Regions from separate parts of the Homo sapiens genome. Here region 2 is linked to region 1. A link is a contact called in ENCODE Hi-C data. All regions are on one chromosome and are shown on one strand. The core of a region is the stretch at or near the end of the contact, and the rest is flanking DNA. Distances in the headings are between cores, read along the strand shown. Region 1 holds the start of CLDND1 (claudin domain containing 1). Region 2 overlaps CMSS1 (cms1 ribosomal small subunit homolog).

The links. Hi-C counts contacts between places; a loop is a spot of excess contacts on that map. Pooled maps may share reads with other maps.
Region 2: a pooled map shows a loop between it and region 1 (4-fold over the local background). The contact joins the enhancer-like site here to the promoter of CLDND1 in region 1. A Hi-C loop is called at or near these places in 5 of 50 pooled maps.

The regions. Positions count from the first base shown.
Region 1 is chr3:98,517,560-98,524,367 of GRCh38, reverse strand. CLDND1 (claudin domain containing 1) reads left to right here and starts at 1,466. Exons shown (of 5, transcript NM_001040181.2): 1 at 1,466-1,519; 2 at 2,926-3,235; 3 at 5,373-5,483. The coding sequence starts at 2,944. It overlaps CLDND1-AS1 (CLDND1 antisense RNA 1), which reads right to left and starts at 1,798. Exons shown (of 2, transcript NR_198998.1): 1 at 1,535-1,798. RefSeq lists an enhancer at 1-17 and silencers at 1,220-1,859, 1,910-2,019.
Region 2 is chr3:100,072,906-100,079,703 of GRCh38, reverse strand. All of the region lies in intron 1 of CMSS1 (cms1 ribosomal small subunit homolog), which reads right to left. The region is part of intron 1 of FILIP1L (filamin A interacting protein 1 like); the gene reads left to right. Among named protein-coding and RNA genes, the nearest start is that of FILIP1L, 38 kb to the left of the region's middle. RefSeq lists enhancers at 5,157-5,691, 5,692-6,226 and a silencer at 6,768-6,798. Within about 2 kb of position 5,508, at least 10 of the 41 ENCODE cell types and tissues checked have a DNase peak (open chromatin) inside an H3K27ac peak, as active enhancers do.

The DNA of each region.
Region 1 (6,808 bases), core at 217-2,716:
TCGTGATCTGCCGCCTCGGCCTCCCAAAGTGCTGGGATTACAGGCGTGAGCCACCATGCCCGGCGGAAAATAGGGGATTTCTAATGAAGGCCAATGGATGAAGACATTTCCTGGAGTATAAGGGCATTTATGTGTCTTACTACACATTGACAATTTGCCTGTGCCTCTCCATCACTTTCTCTAGTTGGTGCCTCTGACAAATTTTTTTTTGATTATATGCTGTATATGAAAATCCAGAGTCATGTTTGAATATATTTGGCTACTACCTTATTATGTGCTGCATATGAATATCAGTTTCACCCACTCAGGTCAAAGAAATGTAAGTACAGATAGAGAAACATATCATGCCTTTAATCTGTCAAAGTGGTAGAAATTTAATATCAACTTGCAGCTCCCATCTTTCTCCTATGCTAAATTACAAGGCATTAGGGGACAGAGTGGGGGTTTGAGAGCCCCTCTGGTCCTTGAGTCAGCTTTCTCTGTCGGTTACTGTTGAGAAATCCACCATTTGCTGGTCCCAGGCCACGTTAATAGTTCCACTCATGTTATTGTTAAGATGTCCCTGCTTCCTGTCCATGAATTTCTGTGTTAAACCTGAGGGTTCAGAATCATTGTTGCCCCTGTGCCACACATCATCTGCAATCTCCAATGCTGTCCATGACCTTATCTGCTTGAGTGATGTTCCCCAAATTTCAGTCTTTTTCCTACTATACCCACAATTTTTTATTCATTTTTTGACATATCTGGTATCCTCAGTATTATTAACTTAATAGTTTTTAAAATAAGTGAAAAGAATTTAAAAGGAACAACATTGCTGCAATAGAAAACTAGTATCACTTGTCATAAAAAGAAGGCAGCTACAAACACATTTTATGAAACCCAAATAATATCATTACATTCTTGATGGATACTGTCTGCCAGGTCACATACTTCTTAGCCTAAACTTATGCAATAAAACCAGAAGGATGCTCTGCTCCAATGGGAGGGATTCTGGGAGAGGGAAATAAAATGGGTCAACGTTTCACAAGTAGAATCCCATTTTTGTTCATTTATACTTAGATCTAGAGGCAGGGTGGTGTGATAGGGAAAGCACAGGCCTAAAAGTCAGATCTAAGTTATACAAGTCACGGTCATTGACTCGAGATGACCGGAAACAGGCCCGCTTTACTTTCTGGACCATTCTCCCTTCCTCCCTAAAATGCAAGAATCCAACAGCCTAGACTTCCCTTCTGCGTACCGGCTTGCCCTGAGGAGCTGAACTACATCTCCCACAATGCGCCGCGCGCGGCGCCAGGAATGCCTATCGCCGCCTCAGACAGCTTTCAGTCTGTCCCTCCTACAACTCCCACAAGGCCCCTCGGCCCCGGGCCGCGGCCCGGCCCGGAGTGGGGGCGGGCGGAGGCGCGGGAGTTATGGAGGGGGCGGGCTCTGCAGGGAAGTGCGTCAGAGGAGGCGCGGGGAGAGTAGGGTGCTGTGGTCTGAGCTAGAGGGTGAAGCTGGCGGAGCAGGAGGATGGGCGGTGAGTGAGCGGGACCTGCGTCGCCGGGCAGGGGTCGCGTCGCGGTTCCATGTTCCCGGCGGTTTGAAGAGGGGCCCCCTTCCCGGGCGTGGTCGGGCTGGGCGGGTTCCGAGCGGCGGATTTGTCCCAGGGCCGAGCCCTCTAGGGCGGGGCCTGGTCGGGTACCGGGGGACCCTGGCCCGGGGCCGAGCACGGCTGCCCCGCCCCAGCCCTGGCCTTCTCCGGCCCCGCCGTGAGGCCCAGGAGGTGGCTGCTGCAGGCGTCCGGCTTGGACGAACCGCCGTTCCCAGTGCTGGGACCCTTTAAGGTCATTTGAGAGCACCAGGATGAAGGGGGGATTTTTAAAAAATCAAAATACAAATCCAACTTTTTGAGTTTTCGTTGTCATTGCTCTTATCTTTCCTGAGTCACTTCCCATTTTCCAAACTCAGCAACCCCAGTTTGCGAGTCTGTTTTCATGAACCTTTGTAAGGTGTTTGGTGCGGTCACGGTGTATACTTGCCGTGTAGTATTTGACTCAGCGCGATCTGCCTTGAGTCATTTTACCGCGGCCATTTACTACTGCCGTTGAGCCCTGTCCACGCCTTGGGAGTGTTGATATGTTGAGAGTTTTCTGTCTGGCTGAGGAGGGATCATTTAGTTTTTGCGGACGTATGTTGCACTGAGGATTTAGGGAGAGAGCAAGATTTCTGTTGAGGAGGTTCAGAAGTATAAGGAATCGGGAGAGTAGATAGGAGTGAAGCATTTGGCAGCGTAAAGAAGCTTGGCTTAGCTTTAATGGATTAGGGAGAGATTGCTATCTAGCATTATTACATGTTATTGTTCTCTTTGCTATTTTATACACCTAGAACAACCTTTCCCTCGGGGTTAACAAACATCTTCAACTCTGTTTTCTGTATGGCTCCTGACTCTTACCTTTGTTTTAGGAGGCTTCCCTCTTCAGAGGAAACTGGGAGAAGCCAATTTCCACTGCTTCTTTTTCCTGTGCCTTTTTAACACTCAAACCCAGAACACTTAATCCTCTGCAGCTCGTGCAAAAATTCAGTCTGTAATTTAAAATGTGTGCACGGTACACTGCTGACCATGGGCATGTCTATTGTTTGTATCTGTAATGTGTATGTCCATTTCAGTGTTGTCTGTTTTAGTATGCAGGTGATAGACTAGAGAACAAGACCTCTGTCTCCGTAGCATCCTGGGTATGTGAGCATTCAATAAGTACTTTTATGAGAATGAGTTTTGTTTTAAGCTTAATTAAAAACATGCTTGCTTTCTAAAAAAAATTCTTAATGGTTATATGTACGAAGGGATGGGGAATTGGGTAAAGGGTGCATTTGGAATAATTCAAAATAATCTTTCTTATTTGTCCGTAAACTCTAACTTATCTTCTTTCTTCAACTTCTAAACAGAGCAGTCTGAATGCCAGAATGGATAACCGTTTTGCTACAGCATTTGTAATTGCTTGTGTGCTTAGCCTCATTTCCACCATCTACATGGCAGCCTCCATTGGCACAGACTTCTGGTATGAATATCGAAGTCCAGTTCAAGAAAATTCCAGTGATTTGAATAAAAGCATCTGGGATGAATTCATTAGTGATGAGGCAGATGAAAAGACTTATAATGATGCACTTTTTCGATACAATGGCACAGTGGGATTGTGGAGACGGTGTATCACCATACCCAAAAACATGCATTGGTATAGCCCACCAGAAAGGACAGGTATTTCTCTTATTTTAACTTCTGTCTTCTTCACCTGGTTAATAATAGACAAAACGACGTAATGATTGCCCAATTACATGTAAGCAGGTTTGTTGGTTCTCTCTCTCCTTAAAGAAATAAATCGTGTATCTTCTCTTTCTACTGCCTTCTCTCCCCAACTTCTTTGCATTACCATGGTACTCATCAATATTGGTTGGATGAGGAACTTTTCTTATCTTGGGAAAGCCTTAATGGCTTTTTTTTTTCTTATTTACTCACTCATTAAAATACTTTTCATTACTCTAACACATGTTATAAAGAAATAGTTGGAAAAGTACATCGAAAGACTTTTAAAAATATTTGGTAACTAGTAAAAGGACTACCATCGAAAATCAACTCAAAAAATTGTCCTTTTATGGGTTAGCTGTATTATAATACATATCTATCATTTGCCCCTGTGTCTTAGAGGATATAATTTGACCAGCTCTACATTTAATCTGTGTAATTATGAGACTGTTTTACAACAATCTTGATGCAGAGTTGGTAGGTTAAGAAATTTGTATTACAGAAGTTAAAAAAAAAAAACCAAAAACTAGATTTTTAGGTTTATTTTACAGGCATTCTTATTTAACACTTAAAGATTTTGATTTCCAGTTATTAAAATGGTAGCTTTAGAACTCTTTGTAAGGAACAACTTTACAGTTTATTTATGACTACTTCTGTTGGCCCCTTAGTGGGGAAGCATTGTATTCAAATCATAGCAGAACAGGCTTGAGTTATGATATATCAAAAGGATGATAATATGTCACTGTATCTGGAAAAAAAGATAATTTGGAAGGAAAGGAGAGAAAGTTGGTTAAAATTCATTGTAAAATGTTCAGTTTGACTTATGAGGTTACAGGAGCACTTGATATTGAAATTGGAGTTGGAATTGGAGTGTTACCATTTAGTCATTCATTAAACAAATAATTTATTGCATGTCTCCATGTTCCAGGGCCTCTTAGCTGGGAGAACATCAGGAAAGAACAAAATCCTTACTCCTGGGGAGCTAGCATTCTAATAAAGGATGACAGGCAGTGAACAGAATATAACAGTATAAACAGAATAAATAATTATTCAGTATGTTAAAAGATGACATGTGCTATGGCAAAATAGAACACAAAAGGGATTTGGAAATATGTGGGAAAAGGAATATTGGTGGCCATAGGTTATGATTTTCAATAGGATACTTAAAGTAGGTCTCATTGAGAAGACACCACTTGAGTAAAGAATGTAGTTAAAGACTAGACAAAAGAGTTGGCCATATGGGTAAATGGGGAGGAAGTCATTTAGGTTGGAAAGGACATCTACTGCAAAGGCTCTATGGCGGGAGCATGCCTGAAATATTCAAGGACCAGTAAGGAAGCCACTGGGCTGGAATGGAGGGAGAGACGGGAAGTTGGGTATGCTGTTAAAGACCTACTTTGGGAGTGGGACTGGGGCAAATCCTGGAGGACTCTAGGCAGAATGAGAACTTTGGTGTTGACTCCAGATACAGTGCTGAGCCCTGATCTGGTCACCCTGGCTGTTGTGAGAACAGAGGCAGCAGACAAAGGTGGAAACTAGAAGACTATGGTTAGGAGGTTATAGAAGTAATTCAGGTTAAGTGATGATTATGACTCACACCAGAATGGTAGCACTGAGCAGCAGCTGGATTCTGGACATAGTTTGAAGGAAGAATTCCTGGGATTTCCTGATGGAGTGTAAATGTACAAGAATTACTCTAAAGTTTCTGGTCTGAGGAACTGGAAGTGTGGATTTGGCATTCCCTGAGATGGGAATATGGTTGATAAAGCACGGTTGCATGAGAAGATCAACATTCCTATTTATTTCAGTCTTTGTTCCCTCCCCTTCTTCCTAGGCTTTCTACATAGCTATTCTGCCATTCATTTTACTGCTTCCACTTTATTTTTCTTCCTTGTGCCTATGTCTTCAGCCTGCCACTGAGAACCAGTGGCATCCATTGGACATCTATGAAACCTGTGTGTCAGTCAGGGCCAGAGAAGTTGCTGACCCCTCTGGAAACATCCTTTACTGTTTTACTTCAGAGAATAATTACTGAAAGAGATTTTTGTTAAATGTTTATAATTAAAACAACAGGCAATTGTTCTTGTTCCAGAGTCATTTGATGTGGTCACAAAATGTGTGAGTTTCACACTAACTGAGCAGTTCATGGAGAAATTTGTTGATCCCGGAAACCACAATAGCGGGATTGATCTCCTTAGGACCTGTGAGTACTTTGATTTCACCAGGACAGTTGGGGGAACAAAGATAATTTTATTTGTCTCTTTTTGGACTATGTTTTTGGAATAAGATGAGTTAGTAGATTGTGCCAACGTGAAATAAAATCTCTAACAGTATCCAGTGAACTCTATTCTGTTGATATTTTAGAAGGTAGATACATGCTTACCAAATTTCAAATGATTTGAAGTTGACAGGGCCAACTACTTCATTGGATGATGGGATCTAGACCTTCAAAAGATGTTATTAATGGGCCCATTTAGTAAAAGGAAATTTAGTTGAGATAACTTATACATTCCTATATTTGAATTAAACACTTTCCACTGCTTGAGTTCAGGTAAGTATATGTGAAAAAAGTTTACTGCAAGCTCTAAATGAGTCAGTGAGTTGTCAGGCCTGTCAAAAGTGTTTATCCAGTCTTAGGTGATAGTAACAAAAGGGTAGATGTCAAAAAAGATGAAAGTATTTATTAGGAACAACCTATTCCCTGATGGTCAGGCAGCCCATGAAATACTGTCTTCAGATTTGAGCCTCAGTTTTCAGGGCTATAGGGACTTGCCCAGAAGAATGACCATGTTGTAAGAGAAAAGGTTGAATAAGAGGTAGGTATTCAGTTTTATAAAGAGAATGTGTAGCAAGCAGTTTATTACTAGGAGAGTTTGAAAGAAAGTAAGTTAGAAAAACACATAAGAAGTTCCAGAAAGCAAAACCAGCACCAAAAGGTGTAAAGTTTAGTCAAGATTGATATGAATGCATTTCTAATAATGAATATTATTGGAAAATGGAATGGCATGTTTTGTGAGGTCATCAGGTTTTCTTCCCATGTTGATGAGAGATTTATGATAATTAAAACTACCTTTAGATTCTCTGCTTTGTGCTTTATATATATTCTTCAACAGCCCTATAAGACAGGTCATTTATAATTACCATTAATTTACTTGTTGTTACTGCCTTTAGATCATATAAAGACCTAGATATTGTTGGTAGGTAGAGTCAGACTGATTTTTGTATCAAATCCTGGCTCTACCACTTACTGTGTTATTTTTACAAGTTATTTATGACTCTTGCCTCAGTTTCCTTAATTACAAAATGGAATTAATAATAATACAGCTGTAGCTATGGGGGATTGGATTCAGGACCCCCTGCTAATTCCAAGGTTGCTAAAGTACCTTATATAAAATGGCATAATATTAGCATATAACCTACACAATCCTCCTGTATACTTTAAATCATCTTTAGATTGCTTATAATACCCAATACAATATAAATGCTATGTAAATAGTTGTTATACTATATATTTGTAAATTTGTATCA
Region 2 (6,798 bases), core at 4,259-6,758, 1.6 Mb before region 1:
TGTTTGGGGCATTCATATAATCTCACATAAAATAATGGAACCTCACAATGAATTGAAAATCAGAAGGATTTGAAAGAGGATTCTGATTCCACACCCTTACAAAGATTTTTAATAATCAAAAGTGACACTGACTGTATCTATTCAAAAATAAAAAATCTACTTTTTTGCTGACATGATAAAATAACTCTTTTGATTTTTCATGAACTATGAAGTAAACTCTACCACAAAATAATAACATAAACATCACTTCAGTGCAACCAAGGACATAAAGAAGTTCAAATGCAATATTCGTACTATCAGTCAACAAATATTTACTAAGCAACTATATGGAAATTAAAGATGGTTACAAATTCTTTGCCATCCATCCTGTCAAGAAGTGAAGGCTATTTCCTCTACCTTGAATCTAGGCTGGCTTTTTGAATACTTCGACCAACAGAAAGCATCGATAGTAACTCTTTACCACTTTGGGGTGTAAACAAGCCTCAAAATGGCCTGGCGACTCTCACCTTTGCATTCTCGTAAGCCAGTCACCATGCTGTAAAGACTGTAAAAGACTGCTAACGCTGAGAGGACTGGGGAGAGAGGCCTGGATTATGAGGGGTCATTTTGTACATTTCAGCCTCAGCTGAATGCTATTGCAGAGGTCTTGCCCACCTCATTTGGAAAAGAGAGCCATCTAGTTGAACCTAGTCCAAGCTTGTCCAACGTGGGCCACATGTGGCCCAGGACAGCTTTGAATGTGGCCCAACACAAATTAGTGAACTTTCTTAAAATATTATGAGATTTTTTGCAATCTTTTTTTCCGTTTTTTTTGATATGGAGTCCCACTCTGTCGCTCAGGCTGGAGTGCAGTGGTGTGATCTTGGCTCACTGCAGCCTCCACCTCCCAGGTTCAAGGGATTTTCCGGCCTTAGCCTCCCGAGTAGCTTGGATTACAGGCACCCGCCATGATGCTCGGCTAATTTTTGTATTTTTAGTAGAGATGGGGTTTCGCCGTGTTGGCTAGGCTGGTCTTGAACTCCTGACTTCAAGTGATCTGCCTGCCTCGGCCTCCCAAAGTGCTGGGATTACAGGCCAGCGAGCCACCATGCCAGGCCAATTTTTTTTTTCTTTACCTCATCAGCTATCGCTAGTGTTGGTGTATTTTACGTGTGGCCCAAGACAATTCTTGCAATGTGGCCCAGGGAAGCCAAAGATTGGACACCCTTGACCTAGTCAATAAAAAATAAATTATTGCTGTTTTAAACGACTACATTTTGGAGTGGTTTGCTATGTAGCAATAGAGAATTAAGACAACCATTATGTTTTATATTACATATGTGTTATGTCATCGTTCTACATGTAAGAACTGTAACAGAAAAAAAAATTAGGCAAAGTTCTACGTTTTCTCTGGATTTATCAATTATTGGCTAAAATGCAAGGGTGCATTTCTAGAGGGTGTTTTATTTCAATAACTACTGTTACTTTCCCTCCTATATACTTCAACACTTTGAAAAGTTAATTTACTTTTCTTTAGTTGTTCTGAGGAATGGGAGCAAATATATTAGCACCAATATGATGTTTGTATACTAAAATACTGACATGAAATTTTTATCAAACCAGCATATATTATCTTTTTTTTTTTTAAAGCAAGCCCAATTCTAACTTATAAATAGGATAACTCAATATTGTTAGTACAATTAATAATGTTTTAGCTGGCTGTTAAACGACTGACATTCCATTTTAGAGTCTGAGTAAGTGAAACTGGGTGTCCTAAATTTCTATTTTAATAATTCCTTATTATTCTTATTTTTTTTGAGACAGGGTCTTATTCTGTCACCCAGGTTGGAGTGTAGTGATGCGAACACAGCTTACTATAGCCTCTACCTCCTGGGCTCAAGTGATCCTCCTGTCTCAGCCTCCCAGTAGCGGGACCACAGACATGCACAGCCATGCTTGGCTAATTTTTTTATTTCTTGTAGAGACAGGGTCTTGCCATGTTGCCCAGGCTGGTCTTGAACTACTAGGCTCAATTCATTGTCCCACCTCACTGTGATTATAGGTGTGAGCCACTGGGCAAAGCCAATTCCTTATTATTTTTACTGAATTTATCTCATTCTGTACTGTTTTACTATGTTAATTCTTGTGGGGATGAAGGCTATCTTGCAATTCCTCTACCTGGAATGTTACTCTTCTCCCCTCTCCATTTCCTTAAATCCTCCTTATCTTAAATACACACTGCCTTGCATTAACTTTTTGTGCTATAAAATCCAGCCATGGCTTAATAGCTAACCACCTTTTTTGTTTAACTACTCTTATTTTTAAACTGGTTGCTGTCCTGAAACACTCTCAGTGAAGTACAAACATACTTGCTTCTCAGATTGTAAGAGAAAGAAATGACTTTGGCTGTTGCCTGAGTCTACTTCTTAAGAACACCATGCATCACTGATTGGGAGCTCACAGGATAACGGCAGATAGAGAGTTTCTGCATGATGGTGTGTTCCCATTTGCTTGGAACCTACGAGCAACATGTGAAAGTATGCAGTTCCTAAGTTCTTTGCATGTCAAGTACAAGCTATCCAAGCATCCACTCTTCTTTCAAAGGACGCTAAATGCAAAACACAGCTGTCTGTGACCTTGGGAGACCTAACCGGAATCTGCAAACAAGCTTATGTAAGCGTACCCTGGCCAGCCTTGTTCCGAAAGCCCTCTCTAATTAAATGAGAGTTTTGATTTCTTATGTGGAACAGTAAAGGGTCTTCTGGGAAGAGACATCTCTTGCAGGAACTGTAATTTGAAAAGTAATTTTTGTCTCTATTGCATCCTTAACTACACAGGACATAATAGTGGGCAAGAAATGATAGCAGAGCTGTAAATACTGAGTAAGTCTGACTAATTCCCAGGCTGCACAAAAGATCTTATTAAACAACTTTATTAATGACCTGGAAATCTGAGAAGACGTTACATTAATAAGTTCCTCACATGGCACTAAAGGTGGAGATGGTAGAAGAAACAGAGGTGAAGTCAAACAATATTCATGGATCCCTGGAGATCAGAAAAATGAACAGTAAAGTACACAGTGAGTTCAGTCTGGCAAAATACAATTAAGTACAAGTATCCAGGAAAAAATAACTCAGAAGACTGACATTCAGTGGGGATGAAACCTCGAAAGCATGTCAAAAGCAACCAGATAGATACTGTAACCCACAGATTAGATAGGATTTTGCAATATAACAGAAATAGCAAAGCATAAAGTAGATGTGAAGCTGTCCATCAGAGGGGCTCAGCACATGCTGACAATGATAAAAGAAAAAGAAGGGTGTTGGGCGGGTGGTGAGTAAAAACAGCTCAGTTATTAAGTCCAAAAGTGTAAGCACCTGGACTTTGGCTTTAAACATTCTTTCAGAAAGATGAAAAGCATCTGAGAGGCCTTTAGAGAGGGAAAAATATATTTACAGAGATAAGCATATGATGAGAGATTAAAGGAATGAAACAGACAAGCCTCCACTGAGCAGTGACAAAAAGAGGTACTTAACTCTGATCAAAATTATTGTTTACATTTTTAAGGGTTTTCCGGGCAAGATAACTAACAAATATATTTCTTAATTATACATATGGCAGATGAAACAGTGAGTTTCCAGGAAGCATCAGCCCTGCCCAAAGCCATGTAGTTGAAAGAAGACTCAGAATCACAGAATTTTAGGCAGGAAATGATCTTAGAAATTACATAGTTTTGTGTCTTCAAAGTGAGGTCTGAGGGCCTATTGCCTGGAGAGCTTATCAGAAATGAAGATTTCTAGGCTCCAACTCAGCTCTCCTGAATCGAATCCTAATACCCCAGAAGGATTAGCTCAAGAAGCTTGTAGAGTTTAAGATAAGTTTATAGATAAGAAAAGTCAAGCTCAGAGATAAATTGCCCCAGGTCAGTCATCAATAGGTCCTGGTTTCAGGTCCAACGATGTTACTATCACTGTGGGATGAAATTCTCCCCAAATCTATAAATTGCCTTTATAATTAGTTATTACCATGTTGTGTAATTTTTCCGAGAATTTATATTATAGATGTTGCTTCATTTAATTCTTGTGTAATAAGGAAAAGAAGATAAAAGAAAACAGAGTCTGCCATCAGTGGGTATAGGAGACAGTTAAAAAAAAAAAAAGAAAAAGAAAAGAGAAGACAAAGATTGGGATATGAAGTAAAAAGCAAAAACCCGAAGCTTCGAATAAAGCTTTGAAGGTAAGAGAACTTATAAAAATGCAAGAGATGTTTAAAGAACAAATTATGGTCTTCCTAACCTCTAAGCTTCCTAAAATAAAAGTGGAATCTCTGCTCGTTATCATAAGCCCTTCTCTCCTGTAGGGTAAAGGACACGAGGATGAGAACCAGACTGTGGGTTGTCTCTGTATCCATTTCTGTGGCAGCAACTAGCATGCTCTAGATTGTTCTCTTGTGTCATTAGAAGTCCATTATTTGAAAGGTAATCATATTGCATTGATATATCTTCTTTTAGCAAAAGCTGACCAGGAAGTGTTTCAGGTTGATCATTTCTGGTTTTGACGATCTCTATCTAATGTAATCCTTGTAGGGAGAATCTGGGTTTGACCCCAGGATAAACCAAAACAAAGGGAACTAACATAGACCAATAAAATATATCCTAAAAAAATATAAGCAATTAAAATAGCTTTATACAAACAAAGGTTTATAAAAAATCATTATTATAAAAGAAAATCAGGCCGGGCATGTTGGCTCATGCCTGTAATCCCAGCACTTTGGGAGGATAAGGCTGGTGGATCACTTGAGGTCAGGAGTTCGAGACCAGCCTGGCCAACACGGCGAAACCCTGTCTCTATTAAAAAGACAAAAATTAGCCAGGAGTGGTGGTGCGCACCTGTAATCCAAGCTACTCTGGAAGCTGAGGTAAGAGAATCGCTTGAACCCAGTAGGCAGAGGTTGCAGTGAGCCAAGATCGTGCCATTGTACTCTAGCCTGGACAACAGAGTGAGACTTCGTCTCAAAAAAAAAAAAAAAAAAAAAAAAAAAAAAAAAAAATCAAATGTTGCACATGCATAGAAAATAAGATTAAAAGAAACATTGGGAACCAAACTTCAACAGAAAGATGTATTTCTCAAGCATAGTTTTTACTAGTTTTTAGATAAATAAGAAAGCTTATTTTATTATAATTTTGCCAAACATACTGGCTATAGAATAAATTTGCAAAATGATTTCTGGAACATGATAAGAGATCCACAGAGAAAAATGTAGCAGAAAGATGGGTATTCAAGTTACATTTTAGAGTAGAAAAGGCCTCTGGAAAACAGATTTCAAAGAACAAGTTAATACAAGGGAAGAAAGCCTCTGATTTTTAATAAAGCCACAACATTGACATCTTGTCTGTTCCCAGAGTGTAGGGATTCAGCAACGGAAACCTTTGCCTTGCATTTTGGAGCTGGCCTGGGAAAGCAGCGAAGAGCTCTCCACAGTCTGTGCCTGGAGGCCCAGGGGGGCTGTCAGATTTAGAGCTCTCGGACTCCACTGCAGGATAAACAGCTTGGGATTCTTCTTTAATGACAACAGCGTATCAGCTCTTTTTGAGGTTACAGCATACATAAACAAGATCTGCCTCATATTTTCCAGTTGTGGAGGAGGGAAGGGAAAAAAAAGGCCCCCACAAACCTTTTCCCGCAGTTAACAGTAGAAGACGACTTGCTTTTACTTGAATGCAAGACTGAAAAAAGGGAAGGAGAACCATGGCGTGCAAAATGGCCACACCGAAAGGAAACAGGAAAACCATTACTTCCTCTGTGAAAACTTCAGTGGGCAATCAAAGGGAAGAAAGGTAATGAATGTTGAATTCTGGTGTTTTAAAAGGAAAGGGACATAAGCTTAAAAAGAGTGAGTGGAAAGATTCTTAATAAAGCCCTCCTGGAGACAAGACCCACAGAGGAATCAAACAGGAGATCTTGCCCGGCACACACCCTACTCTGCATTTGAATGTAGAGTGAACACCGGCTGTCATGTTAGAAGACAGACCAGTGGGTTATTTCCTAGGCTTCCTCAAGGTTTATTACTGGCATGAAAAACTTCCTGGCCTTCTTTGAGGAGCTCTAACAAAATGTGCTAAATGAAGATATTTACTCATAGAATTCCCTCTCTTGCATCCTGGACCCAAGTTCCTTATTTCTTTTTGGATTCAAGAAAACCTCAAGATTTCTGTTTTCTTGACCTAAGCCTACAATTCCCTGCAATCTCCTCTACCCCAGTCTTTTCGAGGAAGCTGCAGACAACATTTACTCTATTTGTATTTAAATGTATACTTTCATGACAGGACAGCTTGCTTCATTTTGCTGTCCTGGGCCAGCAAACTTTTTTTGTGAAGGACTTGATAGTAAATATTTCAGCCTCTGTAGGCTATGCAATCTCTATCACAAGAACTCAACTTTTCTGTTGTAGGATGAAAATAGTCAGATAATATATAAATAAATGAGTATGGTGGAGTTCCAATAAAACTTTATTTATAAAAACAGGTGGCAAACCAGATTTGGCCCACAGGCTATAATTTGTGACTCCTGGTACTAGTTCTCCCCTGTTCTATAATATAACAGCATTCTTAAAAAGTGGTGGGCAGATGAAAGAAACATGATGGTTTCCATTTTATTATGAACATACACATAAACTAATTATGCTTTGCCTCTGATATTAATCAAGATATATATTAAGGAAGTGGATGTAAAAAAAAACTTTAAAAAGTGCTCTTCAAACATATGCTATCATCATTATTCTCCCTACCCTGTGACAAAAGCAGCCTCAGTGTTCACTCTT